Regions from separate parts of the Homo sapiens genome. Here region 1 is linked to region 2. A link is a loop called in an ENCODE intact Hi-C map of the cell type or tissue named here. Cell type or tissue: HepG2. All regions are shown on one strand. Each heading gives the region's core, and the rest is flanking DNA. Links, peaks and the distances in the headings are about the cores only. Region 1 overlaps PODN (podocan). Region 2 holds the start of LOC105378724 (a long non-coding RNA gene).

Evidence for each region. Peaks named below come from ENCODE experiments on the same cell type or tissue, not always from the same donor. Only the 100,000 strongest peaks of a DNase experiment are listed, where the experiment ranks them.
Region 1: it touches region 2 in a loop (2.7-fold over the local background); 6 of 110 quality-filtered maps call a loop at or near these places.

The regions. Positions count from the first base shown.
Region 1 is chr1:53,081,962-53,091,629 of GRCh38, forward strand. PODN (podocan) reads left to right here. Exons shown (of 11, transcript NM_153703.5): 10 at 20-227; 11 at 2,552-3,533. The coding sequence ends at 200. SLC1A7 (solute carrier family 1 member 7) reads right to left here. Exons shown (of 11, transcript NM_006671.6): 8 at 8,651-8,845; 9 at 7,839-7,973; 10 at 6,916-7,018; 11 at 5,222-6,266. The coding sequence ends at 6,048. Among named protein-coding and RNA genes, the nearest start is that of PODN, 25 kb to the left of the region's middle. RefSeq lists an enhancer at 1-299. In HepG2, for the core only: a CTCF peak has its summit at 5,991 (motif pointing left); a DNase peak (open chromatin) is centred at 7,830; H3K4me3 peaks cover 309 bases; H3K27me3 peaks cover 3,934 bases.
Region 2 is chr1:53,177,234-53,186,980 of GRCh38, forward strand. It overlaps LOC105378724 (a long non-coding RNA gene), which reads left to right and starts at 3,210. Exons shown (of 3, transcript XR_947347.2): 1 at 3,210-3,333. It also overlaps the pseudogene CPT2P1. RefSeq lists an enhancer at 4,851-4,900. In HepG2, for the core only: a CTCF peak has its summit at 4,972 (motif pointing left); DNase peaks (open chromatin) are centred at 4,958 and 6,358; H3K4me3 peaks cover 1,983 bases; H3K27me3 peaks cover 390 bases.

The sequences.
Region 1 (9,668 bases), core at 1,669-9,668, 94 kb before region 2:
TGCCTCGATGCTCACACAGGTTTAACAAGCTGGCTGTGGGCTCCGTGGTGGACAGTGCCTTCCGGAGGCTGAAGCACCTGCAGGTCTTGGACATTGAAGGCAACTTAGAGTTTGGTGACATTTCCAAGGACCGTGGCCGCTTGGGGAAGGAAAAGGAGGAGGAGGAAGAGGAGGAGGAGGAGGAAGAGGAAACAAGATAGTGACAAGGTGATGCAGATGTGACCTAGGTATGTGGCCTGTATGGGGCAGCACTCACTTCTGCTCCCTGCATTTTCCCCTTCCTGACCCTGGTAGAGGGTCTTTCTGTCCATTCTTCACCCTCTCGCCTCTGCTTCATCCACCCATTTAGCAAATTTATAAGAGCACTTGGGATGTACCAGGCCGTGGGTGAAAGGTTGAAGCCTACGGGAGGCCCACACCTTCCAGAAGATTCTCACCCAGCATGAGGGTGCTGTCACGGGAGTGACCGGGGGGCACTGGACATGTGGGTCGGGGCTCAGGAGTGAGGTCTGGTCTGGAGAGAGGGATCCAGGCATTGTTAGCCTTGAAACAATCACTCAAGCTGCAGGGGGCTGGGGAAGCTTGCCATGGGAGAGTGAGTGAGGGGGGCAGGTGACTGAGACAGAGCAGTTAGGAAAGGAGGTAGGAAAACCCCAGACTGCCGTGGGCAGAGGGCATTTGCACATGTATGTAACACAGGCACCTACATGTGCACATGCACACAAATGCACACGGATGCACCAACACACATACATTCATGTGCACACACGTCTCAACATGTACACACATCCACAAACCATGCACAGGCAGAACACACACACCACACACATGCACACAGACACACATACATGCTTGTACCCCATGACACATTTGCATGCCTAGACTATGTACATACGTGCACACACGTGTGTACATGCATGTGAGTACATGCACACAAAACACCCATGCGTACCCACGTATACGGGCCCTTACATGCACACCTGCATGCACACATGTACACATGATGCGTGCATGCACAGGCCTGTCTAGAAGTGGGGACTTGGCTGTGTCAGTGCTGCTGAGGGGCTGAGGGAACTGAGCACTGAGGGAGCTGACCACTGCGGAGCGCCCACTGGATTTTTCCACCTGGAGGCTGTCTGTGACTTTGTAGCAGCAGGGGAAGCTGGGATGAGAAGAGCAGCTGGAAAGGAAGTGGGTCCAGGCACTGCAGACCAGCCTTTTGAGAAGTTTGGCTGTGAGAGATGAGAGAGGGCAGAGGTGGGAATGGAGTGTGAAGTTCAGGAAACGCTCATTTTCTGAGCCTCACAGGAAGCAAAGGCCTCTCGAGGGGAGCCCTGTGTGAGGGGCTCTGGCAAGATGCCCCGACACACACATGCATCTTCCACACGCACCCTCTTAAAGGAGGGGGCTGGCTTGGGTGCTGGTGGGAAGAGGCTGGCCTGGAGGGGGAGTCACCGATGTAGGAAAGAGCTGGCTTTGAGGGCCCCTGTGGGAATGGTAGAAGTTGCTGGCTTTAGCAGGAGGAACAAAGGGCAGGGTGGCTGCTGTCACAGGCAGATTGGTGGCTTGGTGGCCAGATGTGAAGCCATGTCAGCCGGATCCCTCCAGTCTTCCGTTTTCTCTGTGCAGCAGGGAGGTTCTCCGCAGACCAAAGGTATGGAGAAAATGGACAGGTGGATCCACCCACAGCTGAGTTTTTCAGCCAAGAGTTCAGGACAGGAGGGCAAGGAACAAGGGAGTGTGTTGGCCGGAGGCTGGCTGCAGGCATGGGTCCTGGGGTCAGGTTGGGTAGGGAAGGAGGTGCAGATAGGAGGGCTGGTGGGCAGGGACTCAGAGAAAGACATTGGAGAGGAGCCAGGAGCGGCTGTGTGGTCGGAGGAGAGAGGAGAGCTGGTGAGGAGTGAGCCAGGCTGGGGGTCACAGGGCCAGGACGTAGCCGTGGGAGGGGCTGCCGGGCCACTGTTGAGTGTTGACTGAAGTAGGGCCTGGGACGAAGAGGAACCAGAGGGGGCTGTTGAGGGCCACTTGGGTGGGTGACAGAGGGAGCTGGGAGAAGGGCGCAAGTTGATGGTGAGAGAAGAGTGTGCACAGAGTTGGGTATCCGCAAGTGTGGAGGGGCTGGCAAGAGGCTGAGCTTGGGGGTCACCTTCCCCAGCTCCCAGGGCCCGGGAGTATGAAGGTAGAGCTGGTTCTCTGAGGTGTTGTCCTCACACAGAGTTGGGGTGGGTGACAGGGTGACTGGCCATCCAGTGGGGACACCACAGCCCTCATGAGGGGCTGTGGAGTCCTGGGGTGGGTGAGAATCTGCCCCATCTCAGGTCAGTTGAGTGGGGCTCTGGGAGAAGCCCTGGGGAGTGGCTGGTGGGACCCAAAGGCCTTCTGGCACCCCGCTGGCTCTGGGCTCCCAGGGCCAACGCTCCCTCCCTACTCATAGTAGCCTGGCCTTTCCAGAGCCCCCTCCAGCAGGGCTCCCCACAGCAGGTCCCCTCAGGCTGCTTGGGCTGGTGGGTCTGCCCTGAGCTGGCCCCTGACTCTCTTACATGTTCCACAGGACGATGGACCGCCGGACTCTTTTCTGCAGCACACGCCTGTGTGCTGTGAGCCCCCCACTCTGCCGTGCTCACACAGACACACCCAGCTGCACACATGAGGCATCCCACATGACACGGGCTGACACAGTCTCATATCCCCACCCCTTCCCACGGCGTGTCCCACGGCCAGACACATGCACACACATCACACCCTCAAACACCCAGCTCAGCCACACACAACTACCCTCCAAACCACCACAGTCTCTGTCACACCCCCACTACCGCTGCCACGCCCTCTGAATCATGCAGGGAAGGGTCTGCCCCTGCCCTGGCACACACAGGCACCCATTCCCTCCCCCTGCTGACATGTGTATGCGTATGCATACACACCACACACACACACATGCACAAGTCATGTGCGAACAGCCCTCCAAAGCCTATGCCACAGACAGCTCTTGCCCCAGCCAGAATCAGCCATAGCAGCTCGCCGTCTGCCCTGTCCATCTGTCCGTCCGTTCCCTGGAGAAGACACAAGGGTATCCATGCTCTGTGGCCAGGTGCCTGCCACCCTCTGGAACTCACAAAAGCTGGCTTTTATTCCTTTCCCATCCTATGGGGACAGGAGCCTTCAGGACTGCTGGCCTGGCCTGGCCCACCCTGCTCCTCCAGGTGCTGGGCAGTCACTCTGCTAAGAGTCCCTCCCTGCCACGCCCTGGCAGGACACAGGCACTTTTCCAATGGGCAAGCCCAGTGGAGGCAGGATGGGAGAGCCCCCTGGGTGCTGCTGGGGCCTTGGGGCAGGAGTGAAGCAGAGGTGATGGGGCTGGGCTGAGCCAGGGAGGAAGGACCCAGCTGCACCTAGGAGACACCTTTGTTCTTCAGGCCTGTGGGGGAAGTTCCGGGTGCCTTTATTTTTTATTCTTTTCTAAGGAAAAAAATGATAAAAATCTCAAAGCTGATTTTTCTTGTTATAGAAAAACTAATATAAAAGCATTATCCCTATCCCTGCAGCCTGTGGCTATGTCTGTGCTTGCTTCCTGCCAGGTGCTGGCCTGGTGCCGGGTGGAGGGGGCAGGATACAAGCCCCTCAGCGCCCTGGCCAGAACAGCAGACATCAGTGGAAAGTCCAGTTCTCGGGGCCCGCAGAGTAGCTGCACAGGCAGGCATCCTGGGAGAACAGGGCATAGCCTCAGGCGAGGGGGCCTGAGGTGTGTGCAGATGGCCCACTCGGGAATAGTAGGTGAGGCCTGAACCAGCACACGCGGCCTGTGAGCTTGCTGTGCATTCCCAGAGGTGGAGCATCCAAGCAAAGGACCTCATGGGCTTTGGGCCTGTTAAGGGCTCACCTGGAGGGTCATGGGTCACCTTTGCACTGACAGGGTGTTACTAGTGGGTTCTAGAGGAGAGCAGGGGACTGGAGGCAGGCCTGGGAGCTGGAGCAGAGCCGACTTGGGGGCCCAGGTCTCCGCAGACCTTTCCAGGAAAGAGCTAACAGATGCACCCAGTGTGCTTCCCACCCCAGTGGGAGAGCTGCCACCGGGAGGTGGTACCCAGCTCTGAGCTAAGAAGAGCCTCTGATGGGCAGAGCTGCCCCACTGTGGGTTGAGATGCTCGGGAAGTGGTGACCTCCCTGCTGCTGGAGGTGTGTAAGGATGCTCCTGCCAAGTCCACTAAAGAGCAGACTCCTGCCTTGTGCTGGGACAGACTCGATTGCTCAAGGGGTCTTAGAGATGTGACACCTAGAAGGGGCTGCTAAGCTTGTCTGCATGAAGGTGGGATGACCGATTGCATGACATCTGACCTCTCCCAGGTGAGGAGGCCTCAGGGAAGGAAGGATGCTCTCGTGGAGGCCTGCAGCCCCCAGCCCTGCAGTGGGAGGAGGTGTCCTGGGGTCGTGCTCTTCCCAGACTCCTCACACTCCACCCCTGGGAGGAGGGTGGAAGGAGTTCAGGAATGGGGCAGTGGGAGCAGGTGCCCTCTTGACGCTGAGTGACCTGGGGGAGGCCTGTCCCCTCCCTGGGCCTTAGTGTCTTCAAGGGCATCATGGTGCAAGCCCCTCCAGACCCCAGAGCTGTATCTTCTCCCCAAGGCATATCTGGAACAGGCTGTGTTGCCAGGGCCCTTCTGTGTGCCCTGCAGGCCTCCTGGAGGCAGCCTGGGGTGTGAGAATGAGGGAGACCATCTGGAAATGTCCCTGGGCACGCCCCTGTCTAAAGCAAAGCATTCACCACGGGGAGCCAGACTGGGAAGGAAATCTGTTTCTTCTTTGGGGACTGATCTCAAGGCCCTGCCTGCAGAGCAGAGCCTAGACCATGGCAGAGAGGTCTGTCCACACTGGACGATGCCCAGCTGCCCTGTGGTTATTGAGACAGGCTCCTGGGTAGGCTAGCTTATACTCTGTCTTCTGCATGTGACAGCTCAGATAGGACTGTCCTTACTGCAGCCACCAGGACAGGCTTCTCTGCACTCTGGCTGCCCATACAGGCCTGTCCACACACTGGCAGCCTAGACAGACCTGTCTACACTCCAGCCAAATGGACAAGCCTGTTAGATTCTGGCCACCTGCATAGGCCCGCCCATATCCTGGCTGCCCAGACAGGCCCGTCTGCACTCTGGCCGCCTGTATTAATTAGCCCAGTAGCTAATATCATATTTGCTGGCTAGCATAAGGTGTTGAAGCCCACAAGAAGTGAAAAACAAAATACCTTTATTTAGTTAACACTGAATTTGCAAACACAGAAAGGAATAGAAAACCTGACTCCACTTGGACGCACAGGCCTTTGGGGAGTTCTGACACCAGGGCCCCATCGGCAGCTCCACCAGAGCATCCTGGCTGCACCTCCTTCCCGGAGTCCTGGCTTGCCTACCTATTCCATGGGAGGTTGGCCTGGATGTGTCAAGGGGGCCTTTCAGCTCTAGTAAAGACATCTGTCTCCACATCCAAGGAGCTTTGCAAAAGACACGTGGCAGGACAGGAGACTGGACGCACTGTGGCCTGGGGAAGGCAGCGGGGCTTGGCCCTGGGCTGCTCCCCTTGGGGAGAACTGTGTGGCTGAGGCCACCTGTTATGGGGTGGGGCCTGGGCCTGGACACAGCTGCAGGCTGCCCTGTCCTCCAAGAGGAGAGGCGGGGCTTGAAAGATTTGAGTTAGTGTCTTGACCTTAACGTGAGACCTTGGACAAGTGTTTTCAGCTCTCAGAGCCTCAAGTCTGTCATCCAGAAAGTGGGGCCGGATAACCCCTGCCTGCCGCCCTCACCGGGCTCACACCGGGGAAACTGTCACAGCGGGGCCTCAGGCAATGCCGGGCCCATCACTCCCTAGATGGGGCTCCCCCATGCAGCCTTTCCCTTCTCTGAGATACATTTTCCGTCAAGCGGGGTTAATTCCAGCCTCTCAAGGGTGAGAAGAATGTGTGATCCTGGCCCCTGCCGGCTGCTCAGGAGGGTTGGAGAGTCGAGTTCCTGCCTCAGGACCCTGCCCCTGGAGGCCTCGCCTGCCCCTGCAGCTCCGCAGGCTCAGACATTGGTCTCCAGCTCACTGATCTGGATGGTGCAGTGGTTCAGACTCGCAGCGGGCAGCTCCTCATCCTGCTCCACTTGAACGGGGACGTGGTGGGGGCAGGTGGGGCCCAGGGTGAGCTCGGAGGCCTCGGCTACACTCTTCACACAGCCATTCTGCTGGGCTGCCACGATCTCCTGGAGGCTCACTGGCTTGGTCTCGCAGGGCAGCAGTTTCTGGTGAAGGGAAACAGGTCTTTGTAGCAGCAGGAGGGACCAAGGTTAGATACGAGGGAGGACTGAGGGCCAGTGGGGCAGAATGAGCTCAGGGCTAGGAACCACAAGATGGATTTTCCTGCAGACACGCTGTGTGACCTCGGCAGGTCACGGCCTCCCTGGGCTCCTGTTCCCAAGCGTCCTGCCTCCCACTGGAGCTGGCTTAGTAGAGGAGGGGACTTAATCCACAGGGTCCATCTGGGGAATTGGTGGATCCCCTGCCTGACCTCAGCTTCTTCCCCATGATGTGGGGACAGCCTTCTCCATTTGCCTGTAGAAGGAGCCTGAAGCCCACACAGCCTGCACAGACCTACAAATGCTCACATGTTGGCTAAACTGGACAGACCATCCCGACACGAGGGCGGGGAATTTTATCATATCTTGTTCTACTGTTCCTCCTGTGTCTATATCAGCGCCAGCCACAGCGGGTGCTCAATAAATAGATGTTAGAGGAATCAGTCATTCTGTAACGGATGAGGAGACCGAGGCCCAGAGGCATGGAGGGAGGGATTGGCTGGAGGCTGCCGAGCTGGTTGGTGGAAGATCTGGTGCCCTGCCCACCCTGCGTGGCTCCACCCTCCTGGCAGCCTCTGGATCTCACTGCTCTCACCTCGGTGCCTGTGTCCCGGGCAAAATCCTTCCGACATATATGGGCCATGATCCCCGCTGCCAGCGCATCACCCAGCACGTTAATCATGGTGCGGAAACGGTCCCTGGTGAGCCAAGGTTGGGGGTGAGTGGTGGGCACTTGAAGGGGAGCTGGAAGAGGGCAGTGCTCAACCCAGCACAGTACAGCACGGCCGGTGACCAGCTGTCATGCAAAGCCTGCAGCCAGATGGCTTCCTGGCTCCTCCCAAGCCCACCCTTTGGCATCATTGAAGCAGCTTCTTGGCATGCAGCTGTGGGTTCCACAGGTCCCCATGCTTAGAAGGGTTAGGTTTGGTTTAATCCTCTGCTGTTTCTGTCTTGAAATTCTTTATAGGTTTGTTTTTTGTTTGTTTGTTTGTTTGTTTTTTGAGACAGAGTCTTGCTCTGTCACTCAGGCTGGAGTGCAGTGGCGCCATCTCGGCTTACTGAAACCTCCATCTCCCAGGTTCAGGTAATTCTCGTGCCTCAGCCACCTGAATAGCTGGGATTACAGGCACATGTCACCAGTCCCAGCTAATTTTTTCTTTTCTAATTTTTAGTAGAGATGGGGATTTTACTGTGTTGCCCAGGCTGGGCTCTGGAATTCCTGGGCTCAAGGAATGCTCCTGCCATGGCCTCTCAAAGTTCTGGGACATATAGGCGTGAGTCATCATGCCTGGCCTTTACAGTTTTTGGACTGGGTTCCACATTTTCATTTTTGAACACTGGACCCCACAAATTATGCAGCCAGGCCTGTGCTAATGAGTAGGGCACTCCCACAGTGCCAAGCGGGGCAGTCCCCAGCCTTCTACCCTGGGGAAGGGACTCAGCCGCTCACCCTGATCCCTGCTGACCCTGAAGTCAGCCCCTCCCAGAGGGCTAGAGCTAGAGGCAAAGTCCACTCACAGAGCCCAGTCAACGGCAATGATGAGGGTGATGTCATCGGTGGGCAGTCCCACGGAGGTGAGCACGATGACCATGGTGACGAGGCCGGCCTGGGGGATGCCAGCTGCCCCAATGCTGGCTGCAGTGGCTGTGATACTGCAGGGGGTGGGAAGGGGAAGAGGAGCAGCAGGAGGGGCAGGGTGCATTGTCAGGGTCTGGCTCCAAGGAAGAGGTTGAGTGTCAGGGCCTCTGGGACAGCCATTTGGTGCGGGGGGTGGGTAGGAATGCCACACCAGGGAGCTCTCGGGGTCAAGTCCCTCCTCACAGTCCTGAAGCCCCATGGACCCCCATTCCTGGCCTCAGGAGAATCCCTGGGAACTGTGCAAACACCTGTGTCTGGAGCTGTGCCTCTGTGGGTTCCAGGAAGCTATATTGCTATGGGGCTGCCCAGGGACTCTGACTGACCACCACATGGCTCTGCCTGCCTGCCTCTGGGGCCTGGCCTCCAGGGTCAGACCTGTGTGCTTGGCTGGGCTGTGAGGCCTCCGTCAGCCTCAGCCGCATCCCAGCACCCCTTCGTTGGCTCCTGCCACACGGGCGGCCTCTCCAAGGTCCTGAGTCCTGTCCCTGGCCTCCGCTCGCCCTGTGGCCACCAGCAATGCCCTCCCTCCCGGGCTGTCCTCCAGGCTCGGAGCTCCCAGCCCTGGCCCTCTGCCTGCTGTGCTCCGAGCCCAGGCTCGCTCGCTTCAGATACCCCTCAAGTCTGGGAGCCTGGGAATCCCCAAGGCCCCCAGCCCCCGCCCCATCCACCCAGGTGCAGTGTCAGGGTGCACCTGATGGTGATGATCTGGCCAAAGTCCAGCTCGTAGTTGTTGACCTGGGCGATGAAGATGGCGGCCACAGCCTCGTAGAGCGCAGTGCCGTCCATGTTGATGGTGGCACCCACGGGCAGCACGAAGCGAGCGATGCGCCGGTCGATGTGGTTGTTCTCCAGCAGGCACTTGAAGGTGATGGGCAGTGTGGCTGAGCTACGGTTAGAGGGGCCGGTGTCTGCCCAGCACCCTCCTCCAGGATGGCTGGGGCCTCTGTCGGGAAGCTCACCCCTCCCCAGGCAGCCACCCCGCCAGGAGTGTTTGTGCCTCTGCAGCGCTGCTCCGGCAGGAGGTAAGGACCGCGGGCACTGCAGTGCTCTCACTTGGTTCTTCCTATGAGGGAGGTGTTTGGGTGCATTTTACAGATGAGGAAGCTGACGCCCAGAGGGCGGGGCTGACCCATGTCACACTGCTGTGCCGAGGGATATGGAGGTCTGAGCAGCAGGGCCCTGGGCCAGGCTGTCTGGGCTTAGATTCCAGCCTCCTGTCAAGTGGTCCTGGCAAGTTCCTGAACCCTGTGCCTCAGCATCTTTGTCCCAAAAAGACCTGGGTCACAGAGCTACTAGGAGGATTAAACGACTACGGGCTTGGACAGCACCTGGCCCATTGTACCCACTCAGTCAATGGTGACCATGACTATTATTATTACTATGTTTGTCATGAGAGTTCCCAGTGGCAGTGCTGGGACTAAAACAGGCCGGTGTGGCCCCTGTGTCTTCCTCTCCCCCGGGCCTCTGCCTGGAAGGCCGGTTCTACTCGCCAGAGCCTCTCAGGAGCTCCAGACCTGCTGGGCTTGAGGCTGCGGTTCCTGCTGGCAGGAGATGGCCAGGGGGCTGCTGGCTCTGGCTGGCTTGGCCCCTGGCATGGGAGCTGGCATGTTTGGGGCTTTGTCCTGCCCTCTGACCCCCTATCTGCGGGAGGGTGTTCCTGGCAATGGCTCCTGGGCTTTTCTTCACTGGGGTCTGCTCCTGAATCCTGC
Region 2 (9,747 bases), core at 547-8,546:
TCAGAGGCCTGCATTTGATTCTGAGCCCTGCCACTTTACAGCTAAATAAATGATACTGAACCTCTGTTTCCTTCGCTGTAAAATGGAAATGATGATCATTCCTACCTCATAGGGTTGTTAGGGGAGTAAGACAATAGACATGGGGCATGCTTGTAACTGTGTTCTGCTGAAACATGTGAGAGAGTGTCAATAATTAAAAGAAGCAAGAGTTCCTCAAGTCACAGTCATGCCAAGATGTCTAGACAATCCCTTTAGTTTATCTCAGTTCATTATTGAGATGCGAGGTCTACATAGCAGGGAAATTAATTGTTGCACTGAATGGACCAGATTTAGTTATTCACTGAGGTGGGCTGACACCTTGGGACTAGCACAGCATCTGGAGGCGGAAACTCTGGAAATGAATCCCCAAGTGCTGTTTGTGTAATCTAAGCATCATTTCTTCAGTTCTAAAATTGGGGCCATAATCTCCACATTGTACATGCCCTTGGACCCAGCAATCTTGCTCTTGGATTATATCCCAGAAGGCGTATACGGTGATGTGTAGAAGGATATTCGTCGTGGTGGTGTTTGTGGTAGCAGACAGGAGAGATATTGGAGGTTTTCACCACCAGGGAATGGATAAGTCAACCACAGTGGATGCGCCTGTGGAATTCCGGACAGCAGGCAGAAGCAATGGACTAGATGTACACAGAGCAGCATGGAGAATTCTTCAAAACAGTGTTGGGTAGGCTGGGCATGGTGGCTCACGCCTGTAATCCCAGCACTTTGAGAGGCCAAGGCGGGTGGATCATGAGGTCAGGAGATCAAGACCATCCTGGCTAACATGGTGAAAACCCGTCTCTACTAAAAAAAATACAAAAAAAAAAAAAAAAATTAGCCAGACGTGGTTGCGGACGCCTGTAGTCCCTGCTACTTGGGAGGCTGAGGCAGGAGAATGGCATGAACCTGGGAGGCGGAGCTTGCAGTGAGCCAAGATCACACCACTCCACTCCAGCCTGGGCAACAGAGCAAGACTCCATCTCGAAAGAAAAAAAAAAGTCACCTAATTAGAACAAAGACACTCCTATCACCCAGTAAATTCCAAGAGATTAGGAGTTTTGTGTCAGAAACTGGGGTCAAAGACAAAATATTAGAACAAAAGATGTACCTAGCACTCTCATTGCAGATTACAAGTGTTTTAGGAGCTCTGTGTCAGGAACCATGGATGAGGAACAAAAAAAATTCTTATTATAAATCATAATATTGGGGGTATAGAGTAAAACAAGAAAAGAGAAGAGCATTGCAAAGATCAGTGATAATAGTAGAGTGTTAACCTAGATGTATAACCAACTCAGTTTCCTGCAGCAGAAAATGTTTTAAATGTCTATCCTGAGGTGTTGTAAGAATTAGACATAATATTCATAAAGGTTCCTGACACAGTGCTTGGCCCATGAGAGATGCTGCAGAAATGGAAGCTCCTTTTATCATTCTCTCATTGATCAAATAATGTACCAAGTGCCCACTTTGTGCAGGACGCTGTGCAAGGATCCATGGGAGAGACAAAGACTGGGTGTCTCTCAGGAACTTGAGCATAGCAGATGGGACAGAATGGCAATGGGAGGGGAGAACCCTCATCTGAAGCTGCAGAGAAGACACTATCAGACCTCCTCAGCTTCCAAATTGAGGCTGAAAGAAGTGACTTGCTCAAGGTCACACAGCCAGTTAGGGGCTGAGCTAAGGGCAACTGTCTAGGTCTCCAGGGCCTTTTCAGAGCATCACCCAAGCCAGTGTGGCTGGTGGGGTGACTCAGATTCTTGACTTCACCGCACAAAAGAATTTGAGGGTGGGTCCAAAGTAAGAGTAGGCAAAGAAGTTTATTGCAGAGTGAAAGTACACTCTCAGAGGCAGAGTGGGCTGCTCAGAGGCAGAGACAGCCCCCAGTGTCCCAAGGGAATTCCCTTTATGAGAGCTGTACAGACATATGCATGAACTACTGGTGAGGTGAAGTGCAAAGGCTGACCTATGGTTGGTGTATGCACTCAGCATCTACATGCTTTCACATGCATTGCATGTTATCACTAGCGTAGAAAATCACCCAGAGGTGTGTTTATTAAAATGAGGAAAAATCACTAAGTTAAACCTTGAGCCTAGCTGCTCATATGAGACCCAGGAGAAGTCCTTAGTCCACCCCCACAAGCCAGGAATTTGTAGCTAATAGCTTCTTGGGGTTTTAGTGCTGATTGGCTACAGATTGGGGAAGCTGCATCACATCATGAACAATGGGTTTTTGTTCTCTTTCTCAGGTGGTACTAGGTATCAGGAACTTGTAGCCATCTGGCGGTCTGCCGGTAGCCTGTAGGACTGCTTACAGGTAGGTGCTGATGCACAAGGGGGGCCTGCTTTGAAAGGAGCCCATGGGGCTTCACACCAGGGGACAAGTCAGTGTGGCCTCCTCACCTTCCTTATCCTGCCTCACCAATACATCTGAATCCAAGAGAGTGGAAGGCTGGTACCTCCTGTCTCACCTTCTGCTCTGACAATCCTCCCTCACACTCCTCTTCGGTTTACCCACTCACCCATGTGCATGTGTGCAATGGAGAAATAAATTAGGAGATTGTTTTAAAAATGCAATTTGGTAGCTAAAATCTTTCTGAATAGGGGGTCCATGGGAAAAAAGTGAAAAGGTTCTGAACCCTGGCAGAGGTGAAGCTCTAAGGAGCAAATCTCCTTGGGGTGGTTAATTTTACATGTCAACTTGACTGGGTCATGGGGTGTCCAGATAGTTGGCTTACTTCTGGGTGCATCTGTGAGGGTGCTTCTGGATGATGTTGGTGTTTGAATTGGTGGCTGAGTAAAGCAGACAGCCCTCTCCAGGGTGGGTGGCACCATCCAATCTGTCAGGGGCCTGAATAGAACAAACAGGCAGAGGAAGGCTGAGTTTGTCCTCTGCCTGGATGCCTGAGTTGCAACATTTGTCTTCTCCTGCTCTCAGACTGGGACCATAGGCTCCCCTGGTCCTTAGGCCTTCAGACTTGGACTGAACGACACCACTGACTTTCCCAGGTCTCCAGCTTGCAGATGGCAGGAAGAGGTTCTTCCCAGCCTCCACAGTCATGTAAGCCAATTCCTTACAATAAATGTCTTCATATCTACACATCCTATTGCTTATGTTTCTCTGGAGAAGCCTGACTAATACATTCCTGTTCTCCCTTTTCCAGGCCTGCCCAGCTGCTTTAGTGATTCCGGGTCAGAGTCTTGCAATCAGAAGCAACTCCCACCCTCAGCCCTCAAAATGGGCCATCTCAAATCTTACTAGCCAATGGCACTCCAAGGAGAGGGAGGAGCAGTGTCCCTGTAAGCTCCTTCCAGCCTTTATCATCCTTTGACTTGTCCCTAAAATATCCTATTCCCCAAAGATGGCAAGAGCGCCTCCCGAGAAGGAGGAGCAAGGGCATCTCCATGGAGCCCCGCTCTCTGAGCTCTGACTGAGGGTGGGGGAAGGAGAGAACTCTGGGTCTGGCTCACGGGGTGCCATGTGTCAGGCAGCAGGTCCTTGTGAAGTCTCCAGAGATGTGAGGAGTTGGTCGTAACAGCCCAGGGAAGGAGAGGTAGACGTGGCAAACGGGAGAGACAGGTCCCCAAAGGCTTTGCCGACTTCTTGCCAGCCTTGATCCACCAGAGCTATAATGGCCTTTCCTACTATTTCAGAAAAACCCAAAACTTTCCCCACAGAGTTCAAAATGGGATTGGCAAGGAGCTGAATACCATATTGGTTTTCTGAGATGAGCACAGTCAGCACACTAGCTCCGAGTCAGAAAGGGCAAGAGAGGAGGGCGAGACAATTCTCTAAGTGATGGGAACCTTCCCTGTCTGGGAGTTTGGCTCAGCTGTGAGCTGGGTTAATGTGGCTGCAGAAGGGAAGCATGGTTCATGTCCAGCCAGCAGGGACACTGTCCCAGAGCTGCGCTCAGCCCTCATAGACTGGCTCCATTTACCTCTCACGCAGCACCCCATGAGCTGAGGGCGGTTCTGTGGCCATGTTACACATAAGGAAATAGGATGCAGAGCTGATGACTTGCCCAAGATCACACTACTGGGGAGTGGTGGAATTAGAATTTGAACCCAGATTGCCTAGCCCATTAGCCTAACCACTAATCAAAGCAGCAGCTCAACTGTAGCCGAGTCATTAGGAATCTCCCAGCTTATGGCTGAGAAAGCAAGAAAAATGAATCTTTACCATGCAGGGCCGGAGTCAAAGTGCACGTCATTCAGTGCACGTTTCTTCTGAAGAATATTTCTTATGGAAATGCATTCTGCGGGGTCACAATGGCTCATGCCTGTAATCCCAGCACTTTGGGAGGCTGAGGTGGGCGGATCGCTTGAGCCCAGAAGTTTGAGACCAGCCTGGGCAAATTAAGGAGACCTTGTCTCTACAAAAAATTAAAAAATTAGCCCAGCATGGTGGCATGTGCCTGTGGACCTAGGTACGCAGGAGGCTGAGGTGGGAGGGTCACTTGAGCCTGGGAAGTCGAGGCTGCAGTGAGCCGTGATCGCACCACAGCACTCCAGCCTGGGTAACAGAGTCAGACCCCGTCCCCTCCCCTGACAAAAAAAAGAGATAAATATATTCTAGGGAAACATCAATCTATAACCATAATTCCTATATTCTCAGTATCATCTCTTATTTTTTGGGGGGCTGCCTGCTCATTGAACAGCAGAGCATGGCATGGGGTTTCATCACATCCAACATACAACCTCCCTTCCAACCTAACTGATTTTCCACAGTGTTTCTCAGCACTGTCATAGAACTACCGCTTATGGAATGTATGAATGACATTATTACAAGATATTTAAAGAGATTTAAAAGTATAAAACCTGAATAAAAGCCACCACAATCACTTGGTGTGTGCAAACAACACCCCGGTTCAGACATCACTGACAGGACGTGTCAGGGATTTCACCTTACCGGCTAAAGTGGCGCCACCGTGTGGCAAGAATGTAAACGCTATTTGCAATGGACTTGGATAGGCAGCTTCGAAATTACGTGAGCCTTAGTTCTTTTTATTTAATTGGTGAGAGTTGCATTATTCCAAAGTTGTAGGCATCAAGTCAGACTTTATTAGTATCGCGTGTCACACGATTTCTAATTCCTATCATTTAAATTGGGCCGATAGGGACCCCTCCATGCCGTGTGGTGAGTGCTGGGATTTGGGCATGTGCTGGGCATCTGGACATGACAGGGCCTAGAGGAGGAGGTAAAGTGTAGGGAGGCTCCCAGAGGAGGTGACCTGTGAGTCAGATTTTGAGAGTTTTCCAAAGGAACGCACGGAAGTGGACAGCAGAGAAAAGGGAGGACGATATTCCAGGCACAGAGAGCAGAGTAGAGAATGCCATAACATCACAGAAGGACATGAGGTATTGGTGAAAGGTTGGGTGTTTAGCTGTTGTTTTGATTGGTAGTTAGGCTCATGGACTAGGGAGTAAGACAGTCTGGGTTCAAATTCTATTCCATCACTTCCCAGTAGTGTGATCTTGGGCAAGTCATCAGCTCTGCATCTTATTTCCTTAAGTCTTGAGAGGGGAGTGGAGGTGGAGCTGGGGCTAGAGAGGAGGGTCAGGGCCGGGTGGAAAATGCCATACGGTGCCATGAGAAGGAGCCTTTCTCCTGCAGGAGTGGAGGTCACTGAAGGACAGGCAGGTCTGTGTTTAGACAGATTACCAGTAGCAGGGTGGATGTTGGACTAGAAGAGAGAAGAAACCACAAACAGGGGAACTAGTTAGCAGACTGTTGAAGAAGTCTCCCATCCCTTCATGAATTCTACAAATACTGAATGCCCACACTGTGCCAGCGACTGTTCTGGGCATTAGAGATCTATAAGACAACAAAATAAAGACTGTTGCCCTCTGGGAGCCTACACCTTACTAGGGGGAGACAGGCAACAAACACATAAATAATATGATATATAGTGTTTCAGATAATATGAAAAGCAATGGGAAAAAAATAAAGCAGGGAAGGAGGATAGAGAACGTGGGCAGGGTTGCAATTTTAGATAAGGGGATCAGCGAAGGCCCTGGTGAGAAAAGGATTAAAAGGCCTAAAGGGAGTGAGGGAGGAAAGCATTCCAGGTCCCAGGGAAAGCCTTCCAGGCAGAGAGAACAGCAAAGGCAGAGCCTGAGGTCAGAGCGTTCCTGGTGAGATCTTGGGAAAGCAAGGAGGCCAGTGTGGCTGGAGCAGAATCAAGGCAGGCAGGGTGGGGGCCAGGGGCAACATCAGAGACAGGGGAGGAGGCAAACTGTGTAGGGTGGGGTTGGCAAAGCTTATCTGTAAAGGGCCGGACAGTAAACATAATATTTCAGACTTTGTGCACCACGTGGTCTCTCTTGCAACTGCTGAACTCTGCCCTTGTAGTGTGAAAACAGCCACAGACCAAATGTAAAAGAATAAACATGGCTGTTTCAACAAAACTTTACTTACAAAAATGGGTGATGGGTCAGAATGGCCTGCACACCATAGTCTGTCAACCCTGATGTAGGACATTAGAGACACTGAAGGTCTTAGTTTTACTTGAATAAGATGGAGAGCTATCACAGGGTTTTGAGTAAAGAAGGAGCACAATGTAACTGATGTTGCATTTGGATCATTCTGGCTGCTGTGTGAGAATAGACTGCATGGGGGTCCGGGGTGGAAGTAGGGAGACCAACTCTATTATTTATTCTCTGAGTGACCTTGGGCAAGTCACACAGCCTCCCTGGCCTTCAGTTTCCTCTTTTGTAAACTGGGGTAATAGTGTAATGATACCTAGCTTATGGAGCGGTTGTGAAGGGTAAATGAATCAACATATGCAAAGCACAAGGGAAGTGCCTGGCACACAGTAAGCACTATATATGGTAGCCATTTTTATTAATGCAGTCATTTAGACAAGATACAGTGATGGCATGAACCAGGTTATGCTGGTAGAAGTAATAAAAAGTGATCTGATTCTGGACATATTTTGAAGGTAGAGCAAACAGAATTTTCAGATGATTTGTATACAGGGTGGAGAGAAAGAGAGAAATTAAGGAAGATTTTAACTTTTTTGTCTGAGTAACTGAAAAATGGAGTTGTTCTTTACCTAGAAGAGAAAAGCCGTGGGAAGAATGAGTTTTCAGGGGATCATGAAGAATTCAATGTTAGACAGTAGGATCTGTAAGCCTCATTCAGAGGAGAGCCCATTGAAAGTTAAGGAGATGAGAAAGAACCAACAAAGATAATGGAAATGAGGCAGACAGCGAGGTAGGCAGAAAACCAGAAGGACTTGGCATCCTGGAGTTCAAGGGAGGAAGGCACTGGAAGGAGGGAGGTGTGCATCAAATTTTGATAGGTCAGGTAAGCTGAGGATAAGAATCACTGGGTTTAGCAATGTAGAAGACTGGAGCAGTTTTGGTGGAGTGGTGGGTGCGCAAGCCTGAGGGAGCAGGTTTAACAGAGAATGGAAACTGAGTGTTTGCAGACAGCAAGTAGAAACAGCTGTTGGGGAAAATTGGCTGAAAGGGGAAGATGGAAAATGAGGCCATAACTGGGGCAAGCCATGAGGTCCAGACAGAGATGACAAGCGATAATGGAGCAATAGATATCAAGGGCCTTGGAAGATGGGATGAGACGAGTCCAAAGGCATTTCTGATGAAGAGGACCTGGAGACTGTCGAGGTGTGTGGAGTGAGGGAGAAGTCTAGGCTGGCTCCCGGGTTCCTGGCGTGCATAACTGAGGGGGTTGTTGGGAGCAGCATTCCTTCTCTGTGCTTTGGTAGCATCTTGGGCATGCTGCTATTGCCGCATACATTGCACTGTCATATAATTGTTTATGAGTCTGCCTGCTATTTGAAGACTGTGCCATGTTCCATATTTATCTCTGTGCAACTGGTGTAGAGTGAGTGCTTGGAAGCGAAGCAGCAGCTCCGGGAAGGCCGCAGTTTCAGTGGTCTGGTCTTGACAAGACAGCGATTTATTTCTTCCATGCCCCATGATAGAGCATATTTCTCCTGTTCTGTCTACATCTCTGTAGGGTCCAGCCCTACATGGCCTGTGGGTTTTTCTCTTCGTGTGCGGAGATGAGAGATCGTAGAAATAAAGACACAAGGCAGAGATAGAAGAAAAGACAGCTGGGCCCAGGGGACCACTACCACCAAGGCGCGGAGATCGGTAGTGGCCCCTAATGCCTGGTTGTGCTGTTATTTATTGTATACAAGGCAAGAGGGCAGGGTAAGGAGTGTGAGTCGTCTCCAATGATAGGTAAGGTCGCGCGAGTCACGTGGCCACAGGACAAATAGGGAGCCTTTCCCTATTTGGTAGTCGAGGAAGAGAGAGAGAGGACAGCTTACGTCATTATTTCTTCTATGTATTTCTTGGAGAGATCAAAGACTTTAATACTTTCACTATTTCTGCTACTGCTATCTAGAAGGTGGAGCCAAGTGTACAGGGCAGAACATGAAAGTGGACCAGGAGCGTGACCGCTGAAGCACAGCATCAGAAGGAGACGTTTAGGCCTCTGGATGGCTGTGGGTGGGCCTGATTAATGTCAGGCCTTCCACAAGAGGTGGTGGAGCAGAGTCTTCTCTAACTCCCCCCGGGGAAGGGAGACTTCCTTTCCCGGTCTGCTAAGTAACGGGTGCCTTCCCAGGCACTGGCGCTACCGCTAGACCAAGGAGCCCTCTAGTGGCCCTGTCTGGGCATAACAGAGGGCTCACACTTGTCTTCTGGTCACTTCTCACCATGTCCCTTCAGCTCCTATCTCTGTATGGCCTGGTTTTTCCTAGGTTATAATTGTAGAACAAAGATTATTATAATATTGGAATAAAGAGTAATGCTATAAACTAATGATTAATAATATTCATATATAATCATATCTATAATCTATTTCTAGTATAACTATTCTTATTGTATATATTTTCTTTATTACACTGGAACAGCTTGTGCCCTTGGTCTCTTGCCTCGGCACCTGGGTAGCTTGCCGCCCACACATCTCCACTGCCCTTCCTTTCCAGAGATTCCAATGGATTCTTACCTAAGATGCCATAACTCAACCATAGTTAATAGGGAAGTATGGTTGGCATTCCATCAGGATCCCAGAGCTGAGTATGACAACTAGGGCTACAACCCAACTGTTTCCTGTTGAGTTTCTGGAGCCCTGTTAGGTGTGGTTGTCTGGAATCTGAGCTGTTGCATCCCTATCCCCATATGACTGACCCTGACATCTTTTAGAAGTTGATTCAGTGGTGCCCTAACATTGGTGTGGCCCACTGATCCTCCATGCCCAGAATCTTCCCCATGGATGATTCCATCTTCTGCTTTTTAACACAAGCCAGCAATCCAAGCTCTAGGAAGACAAACTTTACACTGATGAAATGACTCAATACCTCTTGGTGCTGAGGAAGGGCTATTTTTATATTTCCAATGCTTTATGGACTGTTGTGAGGCCTCAGAAATCCAGGCTCCTCTGAAGTACATCCTCTTAGGCAACAGCCCCACCCACAGTCCCCTGTCCTACCTGACAATAAAAAACTGAGATGCATGGGCGAGGCTGAGGGAGAAGCTGGTGAGCAACGGCAACACAAGGCAGTGAAGAGAGGGGACTTGGGAACGTGGCAGTGAAAAAAGTCAGCCTGTGTCTCAGTGATGTGTGTGTGAGGGACCCAAACACTCAACCCAGATCACATTCTATGGGAAAGGTGAGGATTAAATGAAATGACATAGATACAGCGAAGAGCACAGGGTGGGCAGTTAGTAATTTTT